Linked DNA regions of Homo sapiens: region 1 is linked to region 2. Evidence: chromatin contacts called from ENCODE Hi-C or POLR2A ChIA-PET data. All regions are on one chromosome and are shown on one strand. Each heading gives the region's core, a stretch centred on a gene start or an enhancer-like site at or near the end of the contact. The rest is flanking DNA. Distances are from core to core; before and after follow the strand shown.

Evidence for each region. Hi-C counts contacts between places; a loop is a spot of excess contacts on that map. ChIA-PET counts read pairs that join two places held with the same protein, here RNA polymerase II (POLR2A). Pooled maps may share reads with other maps.
Region 1: a loop to region 2 is called in a map of mesothelial cell of epicardium, with 20 times the contacts of the local background. The contact joins two enhancer-like sites. A Hi-C loop is called at or near these places in 1 of 168 maps with a recorded cell type or tissue (mesothelial cell of epicardium) and 1 of 50 pooled maps. POLR2A ChIA-PET finds 5 or more read pairs at or near these places in 3 of 52 experiments (GM10248, GM12878 and OCI-LY7).

What each region holds. Positions count from the first base shown.
Region 1 is chr3:168,113,080-168,119,749 of GRCh38, forward strand. No RefSeq gene overlaps it. Among named protein-coding and RNA genes, the nearest start is that of GOLIM4, 20 kb to the left of the region's middle. RefSeq lists a cis regulatory region at 3,150-3,650 and a silencer at 4,902-5,196. Within about 2 kb of position 4,217, at least 9 of the 41 ENCODE cell types and tissues checked have a DNase peak (open chromatin) inside an H3K27ac peak, as active enhancers do.
Region 2 is chr3:168,069,214-168,075,017 of GRCh38, forward strand. All of the region lies in intron 1 of GOLIM4 (golgi integral membrane protein 4), which reads right to left. Among named protein-coding and RNA genes, the nearest start is that of GOLIM4, 24 kb to the right of the region's middle. Within about 2 kb of position 2,483, at least 4 of the 41 ENCODE cell types and tissues checked have a DNase peak (open chromatin) inside an H3K27ac peak, as active enhancers do.

The sequences.
Region 1 (6,670 bases), core at 2,967-5,466, 46 kb after region 2:
AAGAGATGACATAGGATGGAAATAGAGTCAAAGAAAGCTTTTAGAAAGTGCTGAGGTGAAGATTAGTGATGGGAAAAGGAATGACAAGGAACAGCTCCCTGGAGTGTTACAAGGCATAAAATCCAGGGCTTATAAAAAGGTGGGTTTTAGACACGCTGGGATCACTGCCCATTCATTTTTTTTCTCATCTAGATAAACATAGGTAAGTCTGTCGTTACAATATTCTATTGTACGTGATAACAATTTCTATTTTTTAGATATGTGAACCTTTTGTATAAGCTTAGGAAATTGCTTTACTTCATGATTTCAAAAATTATCTATATCCAAATGGATAATATATTTGAAAACGCTGCAAAATGTAAAGAGTTATATAACTTCCAGCAGCATAGTCACTGAGAATGATTTGAAAAAATATATAATTTTGTCCTTTACTCTCTACCTCAATAATGATAATAAGTCCCAGGTTATGTGTTTCTTTTGTAAGACATTCACCCTTTTTGCCTTTCTTTCTCCTTCTATTTCTTCAAAATACCCTTCAAATCACTCTTGTGCCTATGGCCCACTTTTTTCTGCACTACTCTAACAATCTTCTAACAGTTCTCTACTTTGCCAATTTCTGTCCCTAGAATCTATCCTGAATACTGTAGCCAAATTTAATTTTCTTGAAACACTAATTGTAACTTTGCTATTCTATTCACAATTTCCCAGTGGCTTTCCCAAACTCTGCCCTGCATTAAACACAAGATAAAGTTCATATTTCTTAGCCTAACATTCAAGGTATTCTATAATCTAGTCTTCACTTTCCTCTTCAACCTTCTCTCCAACTTCTACATAGCATCTGCTTATCTTCCACATTGGTCAAATTGGTGTGTTCTTTTTTTCTTGAAAGTCATATGGATGGGCCATATATTGTTTAAAAATTCAGGCACTGCACAATATTAGGAGACACCATTCAACTGCAATGTGATTGGTGCCCAGTAGGGTTGTGCACTGCACAACCTGTATAAATGTAAGTAGTGGCCCCTATTTCACAGCAGAAATATTATAGCTTCTGTCCTCCTTTCACATCATCACCTGCAGCTGAATTGCCATTTCCATTTTTTTAAAACCTGCATACAATAAAGTTGTAATAACGAGATCAAATTTAAACTCATGAACCCAGGATTCAAAGCCTTCTTTAAGCTAACCTACTTCCACCATCTAATCTTACTCTCAACTTAAATTATCCGTTATAAGTGAGTCTACAATTAAGTCTCTGCAGATAGAATGCTTACCTCTAAACGATTTCATTCTCTTTCCTTCCTTCAATCATATTTTCTTCCCACCCTTTTCCAACAATTCAAAAACAATTCATCCTTCTTTAATCAAAACAGCTTTCGCTGTCTCCACAAAATCTTCAACGATTATTCTATTCCACAATCATTCTTTCTTTCTTGAGTTACTATTAAGGTTATAATCTGTGCTGAAATATTTAACACTTGGACAATATCATTTCTTATATTCATTCATTTGTTATGCCTTACATTTTGTCAGCCACCAACTAGACCGTGATTCCTCAGTGGTTGAAATGTCAGCTTTTCTATCGGTTGTACCCCTTGAACATAATACAAAGCCATACAATACATGTTCGTTGATTTGATATTTTCACTGAGATTTAAAAAATTGTAAAGGTAACTCTTACGTTAATCTGTGAAGGTCCTTAAAAAGTTAATTTAATCTGTAATTTATAGTGTAATTTTATAGTTTTTTACTACAAAAACTATAAACTATAAACTATTATCATTTGTATTTGTATTTCATGAGAAATTAGGCTCTCATTCTTTATCTGGTGTGACTACATGAAAGCCAAGCAAAGCCAATGACTGTCTTTCTTGGAATATGAGAGACGAGGCTGCTTTTGCCTTTCTTGACCACCATGTGAAAAATACCTCCTTGAACAATGAAGTGAAATGGGTATAGAAAGAGTAGAGACATGAAGAGAGAGGGAACTATAAGGACATTCTTTGAGCTCCTCAATCTTTTTATACTTGAGATCAACTGCATCCCTAAACTATGCATTTATATGATCCAGTAAATTCCCTTTTTAGAGACTAAGCCGTCTTGGACTGCATTTCTGTTATTTTGCAACTGAAAGGGATCTGACTCAATACATATATAATATCATCCTATTATCTTGCATTTTGTATATAGAAGGCACTATGCTAGGTAACATGAATGATACTCATCCATGTGGGCAAATGGCCCATATTCTGCTACAATCTAATGAGATAGGATGTGTGCAGATAATAACATAGCACAATACATGATGGATGCCACATGGGAAGTACAAAGGGCTATGGAAATTTGGATAAAGGACCAATCCCTTTTGCCTGGAGGGGTCACAGAGGCTCCATATAGAAGGTGACATTAGAAATGGTGCAAGGACAGTGCAAAGCTTCCTCAACAAATGATGAAAGGTCTAATAATACAAGAATTTTGGTTTTGTAAAATGAGGATTAGAAATTAAGTTAGAAACATAAGTTAGGGCCAAAGAATGGATAAGGTTAACAACACTAAGATAAGGCATATGAGCTTCATTCATTAGGAAAAAAGGAGCCAAGATAGGAAAATGGTAAAAAAAAAAATTGTAAAATGCACATAATATTGAAAAAATAAAATTGGAGCTAGTATGTAATTCCAGAACTTGGGAAAGGAAGGTTTGATAGTGTGAATTATAACATTTGTAAATGTTATGAACAAATTTCCTTTGTTTATGTTTTCTTATAAATATTTTCTTACTGATATTGGTATCAGTATCAATGTCTGTCAACAAAATATATTTCTAGAGAACTATACCCACAAATATGAAGAAATTTAAATTAGTATCTGCCTTGTAAAGATTTTAATTATTTATAGTATCTGTATTCTTCAAAGATTAATCCTTTGCCCCAAACCATAAAGCAATCAGTGCTTTGATTAAGTTTGGATCAGTTTTTAGTACTTTAAAATATGTTTGTAACTTTACCCATTTAACTCAAGGGTGGGGATTATTACATTTACTTGGAATTTCCATAAGCTTGAAAGTAGAGCACATTCTTTGGGTTGTATTATTCAGGTATTTTTAGAAAATAGATTATCTTATTTCATTCATTATCCTTTATCCAGTTATACTTGGCACTCAGAAGACTTGGTTTTGCATTGTATGCACACACTTAAAAAGGAGCCAGGAGAAGTCCTCTTTCACTGCTTGTGGGTAGTAAATGACATACTGCGCAGCAGCAGCCAAGTAAAGAAGCAAACTTACCACAGAATCATGAGACAGCCCCATCTGTAATTCTGGGTGTAGCTGTGGTCACACGCCAAGCCTTTGCTCTGGAGGAGTTAAATAGGACTCCTTCCCAGAACTTCTGAGAACAGCCATATCAGGGCTCCACTTGTCCGTCCTGACCTGATGCCAAGTATTTGATGACCAGTGGCTCAGAGACTCAGAAAGATCTCTTCTACCTAGCAACTGCTTGTCTGGCCCCAATTCACTTATCAACGGCCATGCTGCTCTGTGACAAAGAAATGTCTTCATATGGAGAACCAGGACCTGCTTTAATAATCCTGAGAAGAGTGAAGAATTAAATTACATTTTGTTTTCCCTACTGGTAGGGTCATGGAAACTTATTACATGCACTTTAGAAAGATTTCCACTTAAAGAATGTTAAAATTAAAGAAAAGTTTTGTGTGGAAAGGGTAACCGTCAGGTATCTGAGAAAGAAAAAAAAAGCAGCTGCTGCTAATCTTCTCTCCTTAAAGACTGACTGAATAAAAATCACCAAATAGGAATTTTTATATTGAATTTGTAATGCAAGCCTGAAAAGCTGAACATGTTTCAAATTTGAGAATCTCCATAAAGCAATTATAGCTGATGTGAGTTCAGTAAATAACATATATTACATACATCTTATTCTAATCTTCTGTTGTGACTTAAGATTATAGTTCACTTAGGATTACACTGAGGCTGGGAAAAAAAAGCAATAGAGGGTGTGAAATTCTAGGGACAAGGTACCTGAGAGAGAATGCTGTTTCTTAGGAGTGGTTCTGCAGGAAATAGTGGCTTTATTGTTGCTAGCAGGCCTAAAGGGCGTCTTCCTTTTGTTTATTTCTTTTATTTCCTATGTACTCATCTGTGTTAGTATTAATGAATTACTCTTTGCTTAAGCACACCATATAAGAGCCTATTTTCCCCATAGCCTGGAACGTTGCCACCACTACCACAAGATGAAACAAGCATGAAAGATTGAGAAGTGCTGCGGTGAAGCAACATTCTCCTTTATTTTCTTTGCTCTTCAGATAATAATGACTCTGGGGAAGGGAGAGAAACTCCAGAACTACTTTGTTCTCTTCAAAGCCCAAGCCTCGGGAGAAAAAGTAAGACGACAAGACACCTCTCAAGCCAGGGGCCTCAAAACACACCAGCCCTGTGCTGGTGTCCTTATTTTATCATATTGATGACGCTGAGTTCAAAAATCCTTTACTTTAAAAAAAAAATAGCTATGAGCAATAGATAGAAAAAAAAGAAACACTTAGAAAACAAACCCACCTTAATGGTGACATTTAAATCAAATGAACCTCCGTTCATTAAATTAAACAAACCTCAGTTCTTTTCATGTACATTTTAAAGTACATTTCTTCTTGGACAATGCAGAATTTTAAGTGTACAAGAAGGAAATACTAATGAAAGGGAATGAAATACCTCTGGATTCTCATCAAGCAATCAAATACTGTAAACAAAGGGAACACATCTTTGCAAATGTTGGATGTACATAGATAAGTAAAGGTTTTCTAGGGTTTCCTGTTAGTTGGCCATCTGCTTTCTAGTAAACAAACAAATGTGGACCCTTTGGACTGTCATTAAGAGCATATGGGTAGAGAACCTAAGGGCTGGTGATATACAAGCTGACAAGTACCTGGCCTACAGGAAGAAGACAGGAAATGGGGAAGGACTTTCTCCAGAAACATAAGCTTACCCACGTCAAGGCTCTCTTCCTATTCATGGACTCTTCAGGATCTAGCCTGCCTAAGTCCAACCAACTCTGCACACTTGGTGGCCTTGAATGAGTAATCTCGCCTTTCCTGTCCTTGTTTACTCACTTGTGAAATGAGAAAAATGAATTAGATCATCTCTTGTGTTTTTTTCAACACTAACATTTTATAATTGAAGTTAAGGGTTTGAAATGAAAAATTAGTTTGTGATATTTGTATCTCTTTTTTATGTTTTAGATTTTTTTAACTTTTTAAACTTTTTTTAACTTTCTTTTAACCATTTTTTAACTTTTATTTTAGGTTTTGGCGTACCTGTGAAGGTTTGTTACATAGGTAAACATGTTTCATGGGGGTTTGTTGTACACGTTATTTCATCACCCAGGTATTAAGCCCAGTACCCAATAGTTATCTTTTCTGCTTCTCTCCCTCCTCCCACCCTCCCCCTTAAGTAGACCCCAGTGTCTGTTATTTCCTTGTTTGTGTTGATAGGTCCTTATCATTTAACTCCCACTTATAAGTGAGAACACGCGGTATTTGGTTTTCTGTTCCTGCATTAGCTTGCTAAGGATAATAGCCTCCAGCTCCATCCATGTTCCTGCAAAAGACATGATCTTATTATTTTTTATGTATCTCTTTTTAGCTGAATATCTATGTGTGCATGTGAACACACAAAATCTTCTAGATCCTTCTAGATCTAATAATTCCTCATGTGTTTGTTTTTGTTTTTGTGATAGGATCTCACTTGATCACCCAGGCTGGAGTGCAGTGGCATGATCTCAGCTCACTGTGTCCTCCACCTCCTGTGTACAAGCAATCCTCATGCCTTAGCCACTAAGTAGCTGGGGCTATAGGTGCGCACCCCCACGCCTGGCTAATTTTTATACTTTTTTGCAAAGACAAAGTTTTACCATATTGCCCAGGCTGGTTTCAAACTCCTGAGCTCAAGGGATCCACTTGCCTCATCCTCCCAAAGTTCTGGGATTACAGGCTTGATTGAGCCACTGTGCCCGGCATTCTCATGTTTTCTCCAATTGATCATATTCCCTTATGTACCTTTGTCATCTCTAAGTAGAACATACTAGCTCTTAAATTGTCTCTTACTGCTCAGTTCTATAATATCTTTCCCACCGTCAAACCATATTAACCCACTTCAGTTTTAGCTCAACCAGTCAACCCTGTAAGGACTATCATGGAGGTGTTAAAGAGAAGGGTCTGGTGTTTGGGATATGATAGCAGAAAAGCTTCACAGCTATGGATGGTTTTAGGACAACTTATGAATACAATTGTGAGATGGTTCAGAATAGATAGAGTTAAATATTATTCATGCTACTATATTTCCCTTACAATTTTTTGATGCTGATTAAACTTATGAGACTTGTTTGCCAGAATTCCCTCAGAGTCCATGAAACAAATCTCCTCTTGCTGATTAGGTAGTTTATTTTGAATTACTGCTGGCAAGATTTGGAGGTATGATTACTCTTCCTTGATTCCTGAACAGATCATTGCCAAGCTTTTAAAAAAAAAATAAAGTTTATATCATAAAAAAAGTAGGTTGTGATATTAAAATCTTAATACACTAAGTTCTGTAATAGCTGGATGTCTTTTTATTACAAACAATATTTAAAAAGCAACCTTAAAGCTTTGTGTATTATTTACACAA
Region 2 (5,804 bases), core at 1,233-3,732:
TGATGCTCATTTAAAATAAATGGAGTTTTATTTCACACTCAATTTTTGGAAGAAAGCGAAAGATAAAAATGTACTCATATGGCCGGAACATTGCTAGGTCCAAGGGACAATACACATTTAGTTGAATCTTCCTATCTGATCTGTATTGCCAGTACTGGAAGAGAACTGATGTTTCCAATGATGAACATTTTTACCAATGAAGTCAAGCAATTAATACAGTTTGAAATGCTTTTCAATAATATAATTTGAAACAAGAAGTTTCTTTAATTGATTTTCCTTCATTTTTCTAGGAAAAAAATTAGCAGAGATTTCAATAAAAACTCAAATTCAGTGGAATGATTTAAATACAGAGACCAGAAGCCATATGGGTAGAGAAGGTAATAAGCTTTCTATTTAACATTGCCACCTAAATTCACCAGAATATTTCATTTCCTGACTATTCCACTTAATTGAGTTTTGCTGCTTTGATGTTCTGTCTTTGAATAAAATGAATTAACTATGGAAACAGCAGCCTTTCAAAGAGCATTCAAAATATACTGCATAAGAGAAATAAAAATGCCTGTTAAAAATATCTTGTAATATGCTAAACTAAATTTCCTTAAAGGAAATCTTAAAAGCGGATCATTAGTGATTTATGTCACTTCTATTTTTATTTCCTTAGTGTTACATAAAATCATTAATATAGTTAATTTTCAACTATGAAGTCTTTGTATAGAAAGATGGTGCTACTAATTCACCATTAGTAAGGTAAATACTCTAACTTGTTTTCCTAGAAGTTGTAACTTACCATTACACACATAACTCCAGAAACATAATCCTTACTTTACTAGGCAACGACAAAGGCCAAGTAGCTAGGTAACTTACCAAAGGTCATCCAGGTATTTAACTATAAAATCCAGGCCTGGTGCAGTGGCTCATGCCTGTAATCCCAGCACTTTGGGAGGCCTAGGTGGGCGGATCACGAGGTCAGGAGATGGAGACCATCCTGGCTAACATGGTGAAACCCCATTTCTACTACAAATACAAAAAATTAGACTGGCGTGGTGGCACGCACCTGTAGTCCTAGCTACTCAGGAGGCTAAGGCAGGAGAATCACTTGAACCCGGGAGGCAGAGGTTGCAGTAAGCCGAGATTGCACCACTGCACTCCAGCCTGGGCAACAGAGCGAGACTCCGTCTCAAAAACAAAACAAACAAACAAACAAAAAATCCAAATTTTATAGACCTGAACTCAGGTCTACACCATTCCAAATTGGGAAAATACATAGTTTCTTCATCTTCCTGAGATGGGTGTTCACACTGTGGCATCATTAAAGTCTCTAAAGTAATTTTCTATCTGGTGAAACACAGACTCAAAGGTAAAGTAAAATTATACATTATAAAACCCAAATGAATTGTTTTTACTATTCTCTTCCAATAATACAATTAATCAATAATTGCCAATGGTTTCAACCCATGGAAACTACCTTAATTTTCATTAAGGTTATTAAAGAAGTTCAAACAAAAAAGAAAGAAATATTAAATTCTGTGAACTTTCTAGAAGAGGGTTGTTGCTTTTTAGCTTGAAAGGGAAAGGTTATTTATTCAATGTAATGCCTTTGTGATTAAAGATCAAATCCATATCTTAAAAAACAAGTCAGAGGTGAGTTCCTCAACTTCTATACCTTTAATAATAAGTTCGCTCTTCTTTGTTAGTGGGGGTTTTCTACTCTAACTTGCTAAATCTATTCTAAGATTAGTCCTTTTTAATTCAAAGGTGATAGCTTTTTTGTCTATTCTACAAGCCAGTGGCTGGAAATTCACAGTCAAACTGGACCCAGAGAATAGTACCTGGGGCACACTGATTACAGCAGTCACCTGAGCCTGGGAGGGAGGATATCAGTGGCACAGGCTCAAGCATGACTTAATGAAGGCTTCCAGCTCGCATCCCATCGTCAGTGATTTTTAACCTCTTGGCATGCATGGAGGAAAGGGGAGTCATGCTAAAGTAGAGAGAAAACTGAATTTTGAGTCAACAGATTTGCATTCAAGTTCCTTCTATCTTTTACTACCTTGTCACTTTGGACACATAACCTTTCTTAGCCTCATTTTTTTAAATCCATAATGTTAAATTAAGGGCCTAATTCAGTGCATGGCACATAACAGATAATGAATTTCAGCTGAATTTAAAAGAAGACAAGGACAGAATCTTAGCACTGCTCTCTAGGCAGGAATGATGAATGAATACAATAAATATAACATTAAGAAGAGAGCAACCTGGAGTGAAGAAGCTGGCTGTCATGGCAAGTTCTTGATGATAGGTGGAAACTGTCCCCCACTTTCCCCGGCGCCCCCCTACCTCCAGGAAAAGCAAGGAAACATGGCAACAGAAAGAGGGCCAAACTGAAAAGAGATTTTCTGGGGCAAACCAGACAATCTAGTAGGCCAGGGAGATGACCCATTTTTGCTTGATGACTAAAAGAGAATGCCGACTTCACTGATTTTGCTACTGAATGAGTCACAAGGGTGGGTAACTTGAGAAAGTATGTGAGGGAGTGGAAAAATGTAGGTAATTCATGGATGCTGTAGAACTTACTTTAATTAAAAAATTCCTTACTCTGAATGTTTTGTTAACTTTAAGTATCCACAGTAACTGATACATCCCCCTATGAAACTCCCATCATCTTACTCTTTTCAAAGGCTGAAACGCCTGTGACGGAGTTTCCCTGTTGTGAACTCCAGGCAGGGAGTGAAATACAACATAGCACTTAAATCTGCTTCTGGGCGTCAAATCTCGGAAGGATACCTAGAGAAAAAGTTTAATTTTATGGCCAGTCTTGGACTCTGGATTTCCCATAGGGCCAAATTCTGGTACCACTCTGTGGTGAAACTCAACGTGGATCACGCCCCAAATTGCACTGATGATCTGAGGAAACAAAAGTGCCTGCAGGAGTGGTCTTGGGCCAGCCCTACATTGCAGGAGATATACTGTGACATTTCTATGAAACTGGTATTCATTACGGATGCTGTTCACCAAGGCATTTGTCACTGGTCACTCAGTGATGGGGTGGGAAGTCAATTCAACCTGGTGAATGACTGGGGAAGGAAACAGACTGCCAAGTAACATCCTAGCCTTTAACATATTCATTGACTTTGTATACCAACTTTGTAAAGAAGATGTGATTTAAAAAAAAAAAAAAAAAGGTTCTGAAAGATTCAACAACTTGCCTGAGGACATAAAACTAAAACTTGGCAGAGCTATGAGGCATTCTGACTCCAAAGCCAACTACAGTATATTGAACAGAGGCAAAAAGTTCAACAGAAAACTTAAGTAAAATAACACTCTGTTAAGAAAAGTTGTTAAAAGCATAGGGGAATATCAGACAGATGTAAAAATGGGCCATAAATAGCTAGACTAAAAATAAAACCTCCCTAAAACTTAATTGAAAAGAAAACTTTTTGGAGGGGGTGGGTGTCTTTTATATTCTTTTTATATATAATTTTATCCAGGTTGGTTATTTGGCTTTCAAGTCCACAGAAAAATTAGATGAAGCAACTTTAATGAGAGGAAGGCAGAATTATTACAGTAAGAAGCTAACAACAGCAAATAATACTATAAAAAACAATCACTACTCAGAGAACTTATTCTAAAGACACACTGATCTAGAGCTATTTAATGTATGAGCAAACTGCTCTATATATGATGATCATATGTAATGAAACACAGTTTCATGTATTTTTAGTCATTTCAGTGAGGTGGTTGTTAAAAATATATGATTAAATAATTTACCATTTCTATAATACTTACGTAGACCAGGCTTCCTAATTTTTTTGTTGTTGCTAAAAAAATATGGTTGCCTTCTTTCTTATATTCTGAGGATGTTAAAAGGAACACAGTATTCCAGGACAAAATAATAACTGCACTAACCCTAAAATATCAAGAAGGCATTCTACTGTGTAGCCTTCTCCAAGTTTCACACTTCCCCAGCCTTGCAATTTTACTTGTTCTCATATGATCCGTATCATAGTCTGCCATTCCTTACCAATAGGACTTCTTGACGGTAGGGACCGTGTCTTCTTTGTGTTTGTAACTTCAGAGTATCTAGCATAGTGCCTTTCTATATAAGATAAACCAGTAAATATGAGTTAAAGTAATAACATTCATGTTTAGTAAACTCTTTTAGAATACAGGAATGCATGTGGAAACACAGCCATATAAAATGTCTAAAATAAAACTTCTGGGGCTTGAAAAGGCCAACTATTTTATCCATTTATCAAATAATTGATTACCTACTATATTTCAGGCACTGTTTTAAGTTCAAGGATTAGAATAGTGGGCATGGACATGAAATACCAGTTTTTGTATTAAAGGTCCTTACAATCGCATGGTGGAAGACAGACAAACAAGATATATAATAAACAAGGAAATACAAAATGAGATTTCAGCTAATAAGTGCAAATATGAAAATAATGTAGGATAATGGGATAGACAGTACTTGGGTGGATGGACTATTATCATTTTTCTGCTTATATAGGGTATTTTCTTATACACAAAGGAAGAGGTATAACTTCTATAGATTGTTCAGAGGTGAAAACATAGAAGGCATCGGCTTCTTAAAAGCAGCTGTGAGATCTCCAGGGATGGCAGGGCTACTGTAGGAGCTAACCTTCCAGATTGTCCCCAGTGACCTCTAGCACCTGGTACTCACATCCTGTGTACTCCCCTTCTACATGGTACCATAATGGGGCTGGCTGACTAACAGCCTATGTCCCAAGTGGTGTTATGTCACCACCAAGATGAGGTTATAAAAAAGTCTGTGGCTTCCATGTTGGGCTCCTCCTGTCTGGGATTCCTCATTCTGTGGGAAGCCAGCTGCCATGTTATGAGGACATGTAGGCAACCCGAGGAGGGGCGCACACAGAGAGAAACAGGTATCTGGACAACAGTGAGGAACAGCCACGTGAATGAGCTTGGGAGTGGATCCTCCCTGGAGACTGCAGCTTGATTACAACTTCCTGAGAAACCTAGGACTAGAACCATCCAGATAAGCTGCTTCTGGATTCATGACTCTCAGGAAACTGTGTGAAATATGAAGTGTTTATGTTTGTTGATTTAAGGTGCTAGGTTTTTGGAGTTATTTGTTACATGACAAATAACTAGTCAACTTTTCAGGAAAAAGCCTTTCTAAATAGTTGAAATCTGAGCAGAGGCCTGAATAAAGAGGAACCAGTGATGAACAGACATCAAGGAAGTACATTCCAGACAAAAATAAGGGCAGTTATAAAGATCATGAGAAAGGCGTGAGCTTGAGAACAGCTAAAAAGCCCACATCACAGCAATCTTGTTACAGAAGTATAACAAAGTAGTAAGAGAAGAGTTAAAATTTCCTTCAAAGAGAGATGGGAAGTAACATTACTTAATTTATATGTTACAAAGAATCATCTTTGTAACCTACTGGGCTACTATGTGGAAGATTGGGGTGAAAGCAGGAAAACCAAGTGACAACCTACTACATTAGTGAAGCCAAGAGATATAGCTGTCATATCTAGTAACGCAGACAAGGACATTAGAAATATTACAACTTGGGAAGATCCTAGATATGTATTTGGAAAACAGTAAACACAATTATATGAAAAACTTATCCATGTGGCCCACATCATGCCAATAGGTTCTGTTTTTTGAGTGACCCAGTTACCACTGGAATAGTCCCAGACAGAGAGGAAATTAGATGTGATCTAGTGAGACATAAATCAAAATTCAAGAAATAATTTGTAGGTGTTATAGTTAAAAATTATAACTCTTGTCATTAAAATGCTGTGGAGCCT